Linked DNA regions of Homo sapiens: all the other regions are linked to region 2. A link is a contact called in ENCODE Hi-C or POLR2A ChIA-PET data. All regions are on one chromosome and are shown on one strand. The core of a region is the stretch at or near the end of the contact, and the rest is flanking DNA. Distances in the headings are between cores, read along the strand shown.

Evidence for each region. Hi-C counts contacts between places; a loop is a spot of excess contacts on that map. ChIA-PET counts read pairs that join two places held with the same protein, here RNA polymerase II (POLR2A). Pooled maps may share reads with other maps.
Region 1: a pooled map shows a loop between it and region 2 (7-fold over the local background). The contact joins the promoter of ANKRD34C here to the promoter of RASGRF1 in region 2. A Hi-C loop is called at or near these places in 1 of 50 pooled maps. POLR2A ChIA-PET finds 5 or more read pairs at or near these places in 3 of 52 experiments (MCF 10A, Panc1 and activated naive CD4-positive, alpha-beta T cell).
Region 3: a pooled map shows a loop between it and region 2 (2.4-fold over the local background). The contact joins the promoter of CTSH here to the promoter of RASGRF1 in region 2. A Hi-C loop is called at or near these places in 3 of 37 single-sample maps with no recorded cell type and 3 of 50 pooled maps. POLR2A ChIA-PET finds 5 or more read pairs at or near these places in 1 of 52 experiments (Panc1).

What each region holds. Positions count from the first base shown.
Region 1 is chr15:79,280,172-79,284,188 of GRCh38, reverse strand. ANKRD34C (ankyrin repeat domain 34C) reads right to left here and starts at 1,467. Exons shown (of 2, transcript NM_001146341.2): 1 at 961-1,467. It overlaps ANKRD34C-AS1 (ANKRD34C antisense RNA 1), which reads left to right and starts at 244. Exons shown (of 2, transcript NR_038997.1): 1 at 244-540. RefSeq lists a silencer at 1,143-1,341 and an enhancer at 993-1,532.
Region 2 is chr15:79,089,284-79,093,385 of GRCh38, reverse strand. It overlaps RASGRF1 (Ras protein specific guanine nucleotide releasing factor 1), which reads left to right and starts at 2,606. Exons shown (of 27, transcript NM_001145648.3): 1 at 2,606-3,163. The coding sequence starts at 2,888.
Region 3 is chr15:78,942,031-78,946,409 of GRCh38, reverse strand. It overlaps CTSH (cathepsin H), which reads left to right and starts at 1,364. Exons shown (of 12, transcript NM_004390.5): 1 at 1,364-1,519. The coding sequence starts at 1,429. RefSeq lists silencers at 1,162-1,511, 1,949-2,243 and enhancers at 1,094-1,632, 1,633-2,171, 2,632-2,681, 3,112-3,161.

The DNA.
Region 1 (4,017 bases), core at 218-2,717, 190 kb before region 2:
TCTCTTGCTTCAGTTTTCTCATCTGTAAAATGGGGATACTCATAGGACACAAATTTGTGGTGCACTGGCTTAGCACGGGGCCTTGGCACATGGTAAGCGCTTAATAAATGCTAGATTTTTAAAGAAGTTTGGGTACACCTTCCGAAATCCGGGGAGGCCACACAGTTTGCCTGTAGTTTTCGCGGAAGCTTGGGAGATATCTTTACACTCCGCCTCTTCCTTCTGCAGTCACGGGAAGCAGTTAGAAGCAGATCAGAAATCGAACACGTTTGCTTTTGCGATTCGAGAGCCCTTTCTGGCGCGGAGCTAGGGGCGGTGTTACGTAGCTGCCCTGAACTGAGAGCAGCGTTGGCCGGGGGCTAGGGAGCCGGGCTGTTCCACGCTCACTGTGCGCCTCGGGCGGCGGGGCTCGGGCTCTGTCCGAGGTGCTGAACTCCGGGGCTCCGGCCGCGCCGGCAGAGTGTGCCAGCGTCCATTATTGCCAGTGTCTGTGGGCATCTTCCAGAAGGCCGAGCATGGGGGTCAGGTGAAACCAGGGCGGTAAGTGCTTCTCCCATCATTTCTCAGAAATGCTTAGGTGCCTACTTTTTACAATTTCGTGCACATTTTCAGGATCATAACCTCTCACCGCCAGTTCCTCACAGGTTTCTGCAAAAACTGACGACCTTTCTTCCCCTTCAGTCCCTGCAAAAATCCAGACACCTATCACCCAGCCCCGCTCCGCAACCATTTCCTACAAGAATCCAGGCCCCTACGCATCTCATCCCCACGCGTCAATGCAAAAATAAAAAATGTTAAATCCGCCTTCCATTCCCGTCTCCCACAATTTCCTGTGATAAAAGCAAGCTGTCTCCTACCAGTTCCCCACTCCTGCCTGTGGCTAAACAGCATGGACCGACTTCTCGGGAGCTCGAGGTCCCCACCCGGGTGACCAATGCAGACCCCTGGGGGTGCGCTTACCTGGTGGGGACAATCGCCGAGCGAGGCCACCTGGGTCCAGGCTATAGGTAGTGTCATTATTATTCCCAAAACAAAATCAGGGGGCGTCCAGCACCCCTACCTGCAGCTGCGGGTTGGCTGCCAGAGGGCACTGCCAGACTGAACCAGCGCCGGGAGCTGGGGCTACCCCGGGCCCCGCGGGTCCTGTTGAGTCACTTGCCCAGAACTTCTTCAAGGTTCGTGAATAAAACCTCTGCGTCAGTTCCTTCAAATCGGTCCACCGCTCCTCCAAGTTGCGGTGGGAGCAGGGGAGTTTTGGGTTTGGTTTGGTTTGGTTTGGTTTTAAGAAAAAGAAAGAAGCATGAAAGAAAGATAGGAATCGCCCCCGGTTCCGCGCTGCGGGTGTGCAGGTCTCTGCGCAGCCCCAGACCTCCGGCTTGGTCTTCGGCCGGCTGTGCTGGCTGACGACGCGCTGCTGCCCGCTGGCGCCGAGAGCAGCTCTCCAGCCGCGACGGGCGAGGGTTGTGTGGGTGTGCGAGCTGCGAGGAAGGAGGAAGGAGGGGGCCGCGGGGGTGGGGAAGTGCCTACCTGCAGCCTCGGCAGAGGCGCCTGCTGCCCCACCCCCTCGACCCTAGCTCTTGGGGCTCCGACTCGCTCAGCAACTTAGCAGGGGGCTCCTAGACTCCCCGAGGGTGAGCGCGGAGCAGGCGCGGCCACTCCTGGGGTCCGGAGAAGTGAGGGGACGCTCCCAAAGTCTGACGTTGCAGGTCTCAGACCCTGGCAGGAATTTGAACTCGTGTCCCCTTTGTTCTCTCTGCGGCCCTGCCCTCCTCGGCTTTCCTTCACACACGCCCTGGAATCTCAGGCTGTCTGTCCAAGGTGTAGGAAAGAGAGGGAGAGAGGAGGGTGCAGTGCGATCCTCAAAACTGGGAATAATTTGATGATCAGGGCTGGTTCCACGGCCGTTGGATTTCATTCCAAATCAATGTTTTAGCCCACCCGCTACCTATTCCCAGGGCCTCCTGTGGAGTCGTTCGCGGACAATCTTCGTTTCCTTTTTACAAAGTAGTTAATAGTTGCTGCATATGATTGAAAGCATAAGGCATTGTATTTAGGAAGTAAGTGGCTCATGCTTGTAATCCTAGCGCTTTGGGAGGCCAAGGTAGGAGGACCGCTTGAGGCCAGGAGTTCAAAACCAGCCTAGGCAACATAGTGAGACTTACCAAAAAAAAAAAAAAAAAAAAAAAAAAAAAAAAGTCTCTACAAAAAAAAAAAAAACTAAAATGCTTTCCAAAAAAAATAGAAAGTGAGTGCCCCCTCCTCCCCTACCCTGCAGTGTCCTTCCCCCACTAATCAGTTCCCCAGAGGTAACCAGCATTTTCGTCTAGATACATGTATATGCACACAGGGGTTCTATTTGCCCTATGTTTTTTAAATCCCTACTTCTTCAGTCATTTTTAGTAATTTATATTTTCCTAGGATATTGTCCATCTCATTTACATTTTCAAATTTTCTGGCACAAAGTTACAAATAGTGTCACCTTATATTTATTTTCATCTCTAAAACTGTTCTGGGCCTCCTTATTGCTGATATTATTTATTTGTGTTTTCTACTGCTCCATTCCCAATTTTTTAAATCAAGCTTGCTGGAGGATTATCAATTTTATCTTTTAAGGGCAAAAATATTATTCCATAAGTTGCCTTTATCACTTAGTGTGTCTATAGTATCACTTAGAGAAATGTACCCTCCTAGTACCCAATATTTATAATGACTGCCTACTGTTTGTGGAGTTTTTCTCTCTAAAGCAGTTTCAAGGTTTATGTAGTCAAACACATGTCTTATCTTGCATGGTTTCTAGATTTCCCATCTTGCCTAGGGAGGCTTCGTACCCCAGAATCACCATACAGTTCCCTAAATGTTCTAGTAATGTATAGCTCTGTTGTTTAGATTACCATTTCATCTGGAAACTGTATTTGTGCACAGGGTAAGGTAAGGAACTGACAAAGATGAGAACCCAATTGTCCCAACACCAATTCAAAAAGTCCATTCTTCGCTCACTGATGTGAATGCCACCTTTATAACACTTTATATTTCTCAAAACAAACTCTACTTGGTTAATGTATGTTATTTTATACAAATACACTGCTAGATTGCAATAATTTACTTATGTTAATATAAGGTTTATTCCGTCTATATTAATAAGTAAAAATTGTGTTCTTTTTCCTTTTTAGGGGATGAGGGTTCTCATTCAACTTTGGTGCAAGGTTATGGTAACCTTATAGAATGATTTTGGACGCATTCTGTTTTTTCCTACACTCTGGAATATTTAAATTATCAAGTTAACTATCAGTTCATTGAGGGTTTAATAGAACATACCCATGAAACTGTCTGGACTTGATGGATTTTAGAAGGATAGATCTTTGATTATCTTTTCAAATTCATTGATGCTTGTTGGCATATTCATCATCTGACCCATCTTGAGTCAATTTTGGGTAATTTATATTTACCTGGAAAAAAGTTCATTTCATCTACCTTTTTTAATGTATTGGCATAATGTTACATATTATGCTCCTTTATAATTTTTCATCTCCTTTAAATCTATTCCTATATCCCCTTTTTATTCCTGATGTTGTGTTCTCCCCCACTATTTTTCATTAATATTATTTTGCTGTAGTTGAATTATATGATTTACATCATTTCCGTGTTGTGGTCTATTTATATGACAAATAAAAAATACTCCACAAGCATTTTCCCTCACACTTAATGTAGAAAAAAAATGTACATTCTGTGTTTTGGGGCACAAACAATACAAGTACACCTGTAAAGTTAATTGTACATTAGTACCTGTATTAGTCCTCTCTCACACTGCTAATAAAGACATACGTGAGACTGGGTAATTCATAGAGGAAAGAAGTTTAATGGATTCACAGTTCCACATGGCTGGGGAGGCCTCACAATAATGATGGAAGTCAAAGGAGAAGGAAAGTCACATCTTACATGGTGGCAGGCAAGAGAGCTTGTGCAGGGGAACTCCCGTTTACAAAACTGTCAGATCTCATGAGACTTATTCACTACCAT
Region 2 (4,102 bases), core at 1,357-3,856:
CCAACCTCCGCTGCTTCCTAGCTGAGCGGCCCTGAGCAAGTCATTCAACTCTCCCATGCATCAGTTTCCCCGTCTGTACAATGGAGCTCATTGGGGAAAAAAATAAACTTACTACATTGGGTTGCATGACGATTCAATGGCTTAATTGATCTAAAGCACTTAGAACAGTGCCCCTTCCCTGAAGTTTTCTTGGCTTCTGTAACAGACTTCCGAATAAAAGAGTTTAGATAAAGAAAGGCCAGATTAAGAACCTCAATCCTGCAAACTCTGCTTCCATGAAGAGAGCAAATGAGAAGAAAAGATGGTGATAGTGTAGGGAAAATTAAGACTGAATGAAAAGGCTTAGCCATCTAGCCTATTTTCATTATTTGTGAAGAAAAATCAGCACCACTGAGTCCTTGGGGTCCCTAGGACTGGAACGATGGCACTAGAGGGAGGACTAAGGTTAACAAGGCCAGTTCCTCCCCCAAAATGCTCCCACTCCAGGAACACAGGCCTGCCTCACTGTGCTCAGGACAGGGGCAGCTCCATTCCTCCACAGCAGAGCTTCTCTGTGGATTCTTCCGTGACCTACACAGGGCTGCCTGGTTTCCAAGCCCTTCCCTAGGGCTCCAAACTAGGGTGTGTGTGTGTATGTGTGTGTGTATGTGTGTGTGGTGTGCTGCATGTGTTGTGTGAGGTGTGATGCGTGTGTGTGTGCAGCCCAGGTTTGGTCTGTGGGAGGGGTGTGTTATGTGGTGTGTGTGTGGTGTGGTGTGTGTGGTGTGGTGTGCATGGTGTGTGTGGTATGTGTGGTGTGTGGTCTGGTGTGTGGTGTATGTGTGGGTGTGGGTGTGTGTGGTGTGTAGGGGTGTGTAGGGGTGTGTGTGGTATGTGGGTGTGGTGTGTGTAGTGTGTGTGGTGTGTGGTGTGTGGTGTGGGGAGTGTGGGGGTGTTGTGTGTAGTGTGTGGTGTTTGTATGGTGTGGGTTGTGTGTGTGTGTGGCGGGGGGTGTGGGGGAGTGTGGGGGGTGTGTATGTGGCATGTGGTATGTGTGTGGTGTGTGGCATGTGTGTGGTGTGTGTGTGGTGTGTGGTGTGTGTGTGGTGTGTGTGTGGTGTGTGGCATGTGTGTGGTGTCTGTGTGTGGTGTGTGTGGCGTGTGTGTGGTGGGGTGTGGGGGGGTGTGGGGAGTGGTGTGTGTGTAGGGTGTGTGGTGTGTGTTTGGTGTGTGTGGTGTTTGGGTGTGTGGTGTGTGTGTGGTGTGTTGGTGTGTGGTGTATGGTGTGTGTGTGTGGTGTGTGGTGTTTGTGTATGCGGTGTGTGTGGCGTGTGTGTGTGCGTGTGTGGTGTGTGTGGTGTATGGTTTGTGTGTGGTGTGTGCGGTGTGTGTGTGTGGTGTGTGTGGTGTGTGTGTGTGGTGTGTGTGGTGTGTGGGTGTGTGGTGTGTGGTGTGTATCTGTGCGTGTGTGGTGTGTGCTGTGTGTGAGTGTGGGGTGTGTGTGTGTGTGTGTGTGTGTGTGTGTGTGTGTGTGTGTGTCGGGGGAGGGGTATACGCAGTTTCCGTGCGGAAAGATGGTGTCTTTCCTTCACAGGGCTGCGCGGGCACCCATCCCCGCTGCAAAGCGCCCGGGCCAGGCGCGGCTTGCTCCGGGTCGGGGCGAGCTCGCTGCCCTCTGCGGCAGACAGCGATGCGCGCTCCCCGCCCCAGCTCCCGGCTCGCCCGGCGGCCCGCGCGCCCTCCCGGTGCAGCATGCGGGCGCTGTGACGTTCTCGGATAAATGCCGTGTAACTGTGTAGGCGAATGAGAGCTAAAAATAAGAACGGAAAATCTATCATTAAGGTATCATTGCGCCAGCGCAGCTATTTGAAGGCTCCCATGGTCCCCGGCGCCTGCGTTTGAAGCCCGCCTTCAGGCTTTGGGGGGTATTTGCAGAAAACTCCCAGCAGCGGCTCGCCAACCAGACCTCAGGGTGCACGGGGGGTGGCGCCGGTAATTATGGCAACTCTCAAAATAAAATAATATAAAATAAAGTAACCAACGTTCACCAACCACCACCCCATCTCACCCCCTGTACTGTCCTCAGGTAGCTGGGGAAGCCGCCGGGAGTGCAGCCGGATGCTGGAATTCAATGTGACCCGGCTGACTATGCAAAGACTAGGACTGGACGCTTTTGCAGCTCTATTTCGCCACCCACCTTCCTCCTTCCACCTCGTATTAGAAATAAAGTGGGGGGGGGGGGCGAGCCTTTGGAGGAGAAAATGACAACTGGCACTTAACCCCAGGTCTACAGTGCGCCGCGGTGGGGCGCAAAGACGCAAACTCCCGGGATGGCGAGCCTTCGGGGTTTCATTGGGTTAAACGAAAATTGATCTGATTTGCTTTTTAACATCCGAGGGAGAGAAGGGGAGATGAGGGGAGGGAGGGCAGGGTTTGAGTGTGTGCGTGTGCGTGTGCGTGTGTGTGTGTCTGGGGAGGGGGAGGAGGCACCAAGTTGCAGCCTGCGCGCGGCTCTGCGCCTCGGCGGGGCTGCGTGCGTGTGTCCCTGTCCGCGCTGCTGAAACGGGCTCTTCGAGGGATCGGCGTCACATGACTCCGCCTGCCCCTCGCCAGCGCGCAGATCGCCAGTCCCTCAGTTTGCCCGGCACCGGAGGAGGGTCGGGCGGCATCTTCCGGGTACTGGGGCTCTGCGGAGCGGAGAAGAGGTTCCAGCGGGGAATGGTATATCTGGATTCAAGAAGCCGCGGCTCGGCGCCAGATCCTGGAGTGTAGATATTTGGGGGGAGGGGAGAGCTAGAGGGAGCGAGCGAGCGAGCGCCAGAGAGAGGCAGCGCGCAGCGCGCACGGACGGGGGGCTGCTGCGCGGAGAAGATGTAAGCGCGTGGGGTCTCGCTGGCCTCTGAGCACCATGCAGAAGGGGATCCGGCTGAATGATGGCCACGTCGCGTCCCTGGGACTGCTGGCGCGCAAGGACGGCACGCGCAAAGGCTACCTGAGCAAGCGGAGTTCGGACAACACAAAATGGCAAACCAAGTGGTTCGCGCTGCTGCAGAACCTGCTCTTCTACTTCGAGAGCGACTCGAGCTCGCGGCCCTCGGGGCTTTACCTGCTGGAGGGCTGCGTCTGCGACCGCGCGCCCTCCCCCAAGCCGGCGCTGTCGGCCAAGGAGCCGCTGGAGAAACAGGTGAGGCGAGCGTCGCGTCCTGACCTCCCTGCGTCCCGGCCGCGGCCCTGGGGGCTCAGGGCCTTCGGCTGGCTGATGGCGCTTGAACTTTGGCCCCTCTACTCTTGGCGCCCTAGGCGCTCTCTGCACCCTCAGCGAGAGGGGAGGCTTGCTCCCAGCCAGGCGAGTGACTGCGGCGGGCAGAGGGGGCAGGGATTGAGGGCGGGGAGTAGATGTGGGCTGCGGCTGCCCTTCGCCGGACGAGCCCCGTGGGAGGCGGGTACAGAGGGGCCGACACCTGGAGATGCAGAGGAAGATGGGGTCCTAAGGACCAGAGACGATGAGTCTGGACACACGTCCAGCCAAAAATGGTGCTCCCAACCCCCACTCCCACCGCCCAGCCCTAATAGCCCCGATCGTCTGTTCTACACCGGGAACGTGTAATTCCCCGCGCTTAGGCATGGGAAGGGCAAGACGGAGGCGTCCGAGCGCTGCCAGCCCTTGCCTCGCCGCAGCTGAGGGCGGAGAGCGGTCTGCGCTAGCTCCTCGGAGTTGGGCTGGGGTTATGGGGCTACACGGGTCGGTTCGGTACCATCGAGCGGTGGTGGGCTCCCAGCTGGCGGCCGCCGGAGCAACAAGCCCAAAGATTCCCAAGGACCGCTCTGATGCGCCGGGGCTAGGGCCAGGGCTGCTGCGGAGGCAGCGGGACGAAGTGGGCGCTTCTCTCCTCCCCCGCCCCCTGCGCCGCCGCCGCCGCCGCAGTCGCGGCTATAGCGCTGCGCTCTGGTTTCCTGAGCTGCAAGGCTGAAGAGCCAGGCCTGGCTCTAACAGGGAGCCCGGGCGGGGTGGGGGTGAGCCTCTGGCGTGAAGGGAGGAGGGGCACCTGCAGAGAGAGCCACCTTTAAGCTTGGTGCGCTTTCCAAAAGCATCTGGTCCAGTCCCTTGCCACTAGGAAGATAA
Region 3 (4,379 bases), core at 115-2,614, 150 kb after region 2:
AGGGGGCAAAACAATTCACAAGGAGGTCGTCTAGCTTCTTCAGTTGTAAGTCCACTCCAAGCAAAAGGGAAGCCAGGGAAATGTGGTTAACCAGGGCAGGGAGACGTGGGGAGTGTGGGGGAAAGTCTGAGGTGGAGACACACAGGGACATGGGGGGTATGAGGTGGGGACAGGCAGGGAGATGGGGGTGCAAGGTGGAGACACGCAGGGACATGAGGGGGTGTGAGGTGGGGACAGGCAGGAAGATGGGAGGTGCAAGGCGGGGACAGGCAGGGACATAGGGGTGTGAGGTGGGGAAATGCAGGAAGATGGGGGGATGTGAGGTGGGGACTGGCAGGGATATGGGGGTGTGAGGTGGGGACAGGCAGAGACATGGGGGTGTGAGGTGGGGACAGGCAGGGACATAGGGGTATGGTGGGGATAGGCAGGGAGATGGGGGGTGCGAGGTGGGGACAGGAAGGGACATAAGGCTGTGAGGTGGAGACAGGCAGGGACATGGGGGGTGTGAGGTGGGGACAGGCAGGGAGATGGGGGGTGCGAGGTGGGGACAAGCAGGGACATGGGGAGTGCGAGGTGGGGACAGGCAGGGACGTGGGGCGTGCGAGGTGGGGACAGGCAGGGACATAAGGGTGTGAGGTGGAGACAGGCAGGGACATGGGGAGTCTGAGGTGGGGACAGGCAGGGAGATGGGGGGTGTGAGTTGGGGACAGGCAGGGAGATGGGGGGGTGCGAGGTGGGGATAAGCAGGGACATGGGGGTGCGAGGTGGGGACAGGCAGGGACATGGGGGTGGGAGGTGGGGACAGGCAGGGACATAGGGGGTGGGAGGTGGGCACATTCAGGGAGATGGGGGTGTGAGGTGGAGACAGGCAGGGACATAGGGGGAGCGAGGTGGGGACAGGCAGGGAGATGGAGGGTGCAAGGTGAAGACAGGCAGGGACATGGTGTGAGGTGGGGACAGGAAGGGACATGAGGGGTGCGAGTTGGGGATAGGCAGGGAGATGGGGGGGTGCGAGGTGGGGACACGCAGGGAGATGGGGGACGTGGGGATGGCGACAGGCTGGGAGAGGGAGAGGCCAGGCTGAGACCTCCCCGCGCGGTGCCAGCCAGTCCAGGCAGATCCAGGACTCAGCCAGGCCTGATACCCAGATAAGCCCTTCCTCCCAGAGGAGATAAGGGAGCGACGCGGCCGGCCGACAGGTGAACTAGAGCTGGCGAGTTAGTCGGCGCCGCCCCCTCCCGCGAGCCCGGCCTCGGGGGAGTACCGCCCACCCCGCCCCGCGCTCGCTCCGCCCCGCGCTCGCTCCGCCCCTTCGCGCTCCCGCCGCTCCTCCACGCTCGTGCCGCTCCCCCCCCGCGCTCCCAGTTGACGCTCTGGGCCGCCACCTCCGCGGACCCTGAGCGCAAGAGCCAAGCCGCCAGCGCTGCGATGTGGGCCACGCTGCCGCTGCTCTGCGCCGGGGCCTGGCTCCTGGGAGTCCCCGTCTGCGGTGCCGCCGAACTGTGCGTGAACTCCTTAGGTACGCAGAGGGCGCGCCGCCCGAGAGGGTGCTAGCAGGCCCTAGAGTGGACGCTGGGAGAACTTGGCCAGGGGCGCACTGGGCTCCGGAGGAACGGGGCAGAGCTTTCCCCGGTGAGAGGCCAGGAACTCTGCGTGCTGGCACGGGGAGGGGTAAACTGCATTATAGGCGGGGGTTCTCGGAGGGTGGGCGGCTTGTAGGACCAGAGGAGCAGATGGGCTGAGTGTCCAGGGTCCCACCTAGCCAGGTGGCTCTCCAGCCTAGAATACCAAAGGAGCCCGCAGCTCCTTCCGCCTTCCTCAACTGGGGACACAGAGTGTCACACAGAGGACTCTGATCTGTCCCTGCCAGAGGTGAGCAAGGACGTCCCAGCCTTCTCTAGCAGCTTCCCCCGGGACTTGGCACACAGGGGATCCCCGTAGTGTCTTGGGAGTCCCATCTGTAGAGTAGGTTGGACGGGCTGTTTGGAACAGTGAATCCCTGTGCAACGGCACCAGGGAAAGCACTCAGACCAACAGCGCTTTTAACAGCACCCCAGGGCCCATGGCGTCAGGTGGAGCCCCAGGACTCCTCTTGTTGGCCAGATTGGCTGCGACTGGTCCAGCTTCGTGCTGCCCTTGCATCCTGTCTACTGCCCGGGCTCAGGCACCTCCCCTGGCTGAAGGCAAGGAGCCTGCTCTTCCCTACTGCCTCCCTCCTTTCCTACTGTCCCTGGTCCCAGCCTCAGCCCACAGGCTCTGAACTTAAAGACCACCTGCCCCCTTCACCGAGAAAAGTAGCCAAGAAACAACCCAAGGAGCCAAGAACCTAGGGAGGGGGGGTGCCCTGAGCTCTGGAGGAACGGGACAGGGCTTTCCCCCAGCTAGAGGCTCAGGGGATGGGACAGAGATCACTGAGGCTGAATCTGGGCCAGAGGGTTGCCTCATTCCTTCCCACCTATTTATTTAAAAAGCTCCCCAGCCTTGCAAACCTCAGTGGGCGCCCAGCTCCAGGTCAGTTCCCGCCTAAGGAAAACCTAGCTGCCGCAAGCGAGGGCTGCCTGGAGAAGGCTGGCGCTGAGAGGCTGTCTGAATTCCAGAGCAGGGCTTGGCAAACTTTTTCTGTGAAAGACCAGACGGTAAATAACTTAGGCTTTATGGTGGTCTCTGTAGCAACTACTAACTCTGCCATGGTAGTGTGATAGCAACCATAGATTGTATGTAAGTGAGTCAGTGTAACTGGGTTCTAATAAATGATTTTTATGGCCACTGAAATTTCAGTTTCAAGGGATTTTTGGGTGCTACGAAATATGTTTCTTCTAACCATTTAAAATTGTAAGAAACCGTTTGTAGCCCAGGAGCTGTACTAAAACAGGAGTCAGGGACCGGCTGCGGTGGCTCACACCTGTAATCTCAGCAATTTGGGAGACCGAGGCAGTCGGATCACTTTAGGTCAGGAGTTCGAGAGCAGCCTGGCCAACATGGTGAAACCCTGTCTCTACTAAAAATACAAAAATTAGCTGGGTGTGGTAGCCAGGTGCCTGTAATCCCAGGTACTCAGGAGGCTGGGGCAGGAGAATCGCTTGAAACTGAGAGGTGGCGATCACTCCAGCCTGGGTGACAGAGTAAGACTCCATCTAAAACAAACAAACAAACAAACAGGGGAATACTGTACTTTCCTGAAACCTGCTGTAAATCCAGGCAAGGTATTATGGCACTTTTAAAGTCCTGACTAGATTGGAATGGATCTATTTTAGGGTAAGGCACGGTTCACCAGCAGATTATTCTGGCCCCAGAATAATCTCTCCAGAGGCAAACTGGTAGTCAATTGTCCTAAACTCAAACCCTGCCTCCAACTCTTGTCCTGAGTTGAGGTCTGTCTTCCTCTAAAGCCCTCAGCTGCAGCAGGGCCCTTAATCAAGATCTGGAATCCCCTGAAACCCTAAAGGGAGCCATGTTGAGGAAATGTGCATTTTCCCCAGGGAAAACGGCCATAGATTGGTCTCTGGAACAGGTTCGAGACCCAAAAACGGAGATCTAAATGCTGTGTGGTAGTGATCTTCACACTGGAGGTATGGATCCTTGGGGAAACAGGAAGATATTTCAAGTGATGCCGGCAGAGAGTGTTCTGGAAATCCATTTACAGACCTTTTATTTCCAAGTGTCCTCTTTGCTAAAACTGGGAGAGAGCCCCTGAAGGCAAGGGGGAACCTCTTTCCTCTCATTCAATCTGAACCTGAACCCATGGGTATAAAAACAATAGGGACAGCAAACAAAAAGACAAAACGGTAATAAATCGTTCATATCTGGCATTCTCAATTCCTCAAGGAAACTGAATTGAAGAGGAGAGGACTTCATGGGGATATCAACTGATGAGGTCTTAAAAATAATGTTGAGTGAGGCCAGGCGTGGGGGCTCACGCCTGTGATCCCAGCACTTTGGTAGGCCAAGGTGGGTGGATCACCTGAGGTCAGAAGTTTCAGACCAGATTGGCTAACATGGTGAAACCCCATCTCTACTAAAAATATAAAAATTAGCCGGGCGTGGTGGTGGGCACCTGTAATCCCAGCTACTTGGGAGGCTGAGATAGAATTGCTTGAACCAGGGAGGTGGAGGTTGCAGTGAGCTGATATCGTGCCACTGCCCTCCAGCCTGGGCAACAGAGCCAGCCTCCTTCTCAAAAAAAAAAAAAAAAAAGAAGGAAAGAAAGGGAGGGAGGGAGGGCTGAGTGATAGAGCACCATGGGATTGGATGCACAGAAAGGAGTGCGAAGAATTAAGTGGCATTGCTCTTAAAAACTGCCTCCATTCCCAGCTGCTTATTTGAGCAGGGTTTCCCAGCCCTTTGACCTATAAGAAACAAAAATAAGACCAGAATTAATG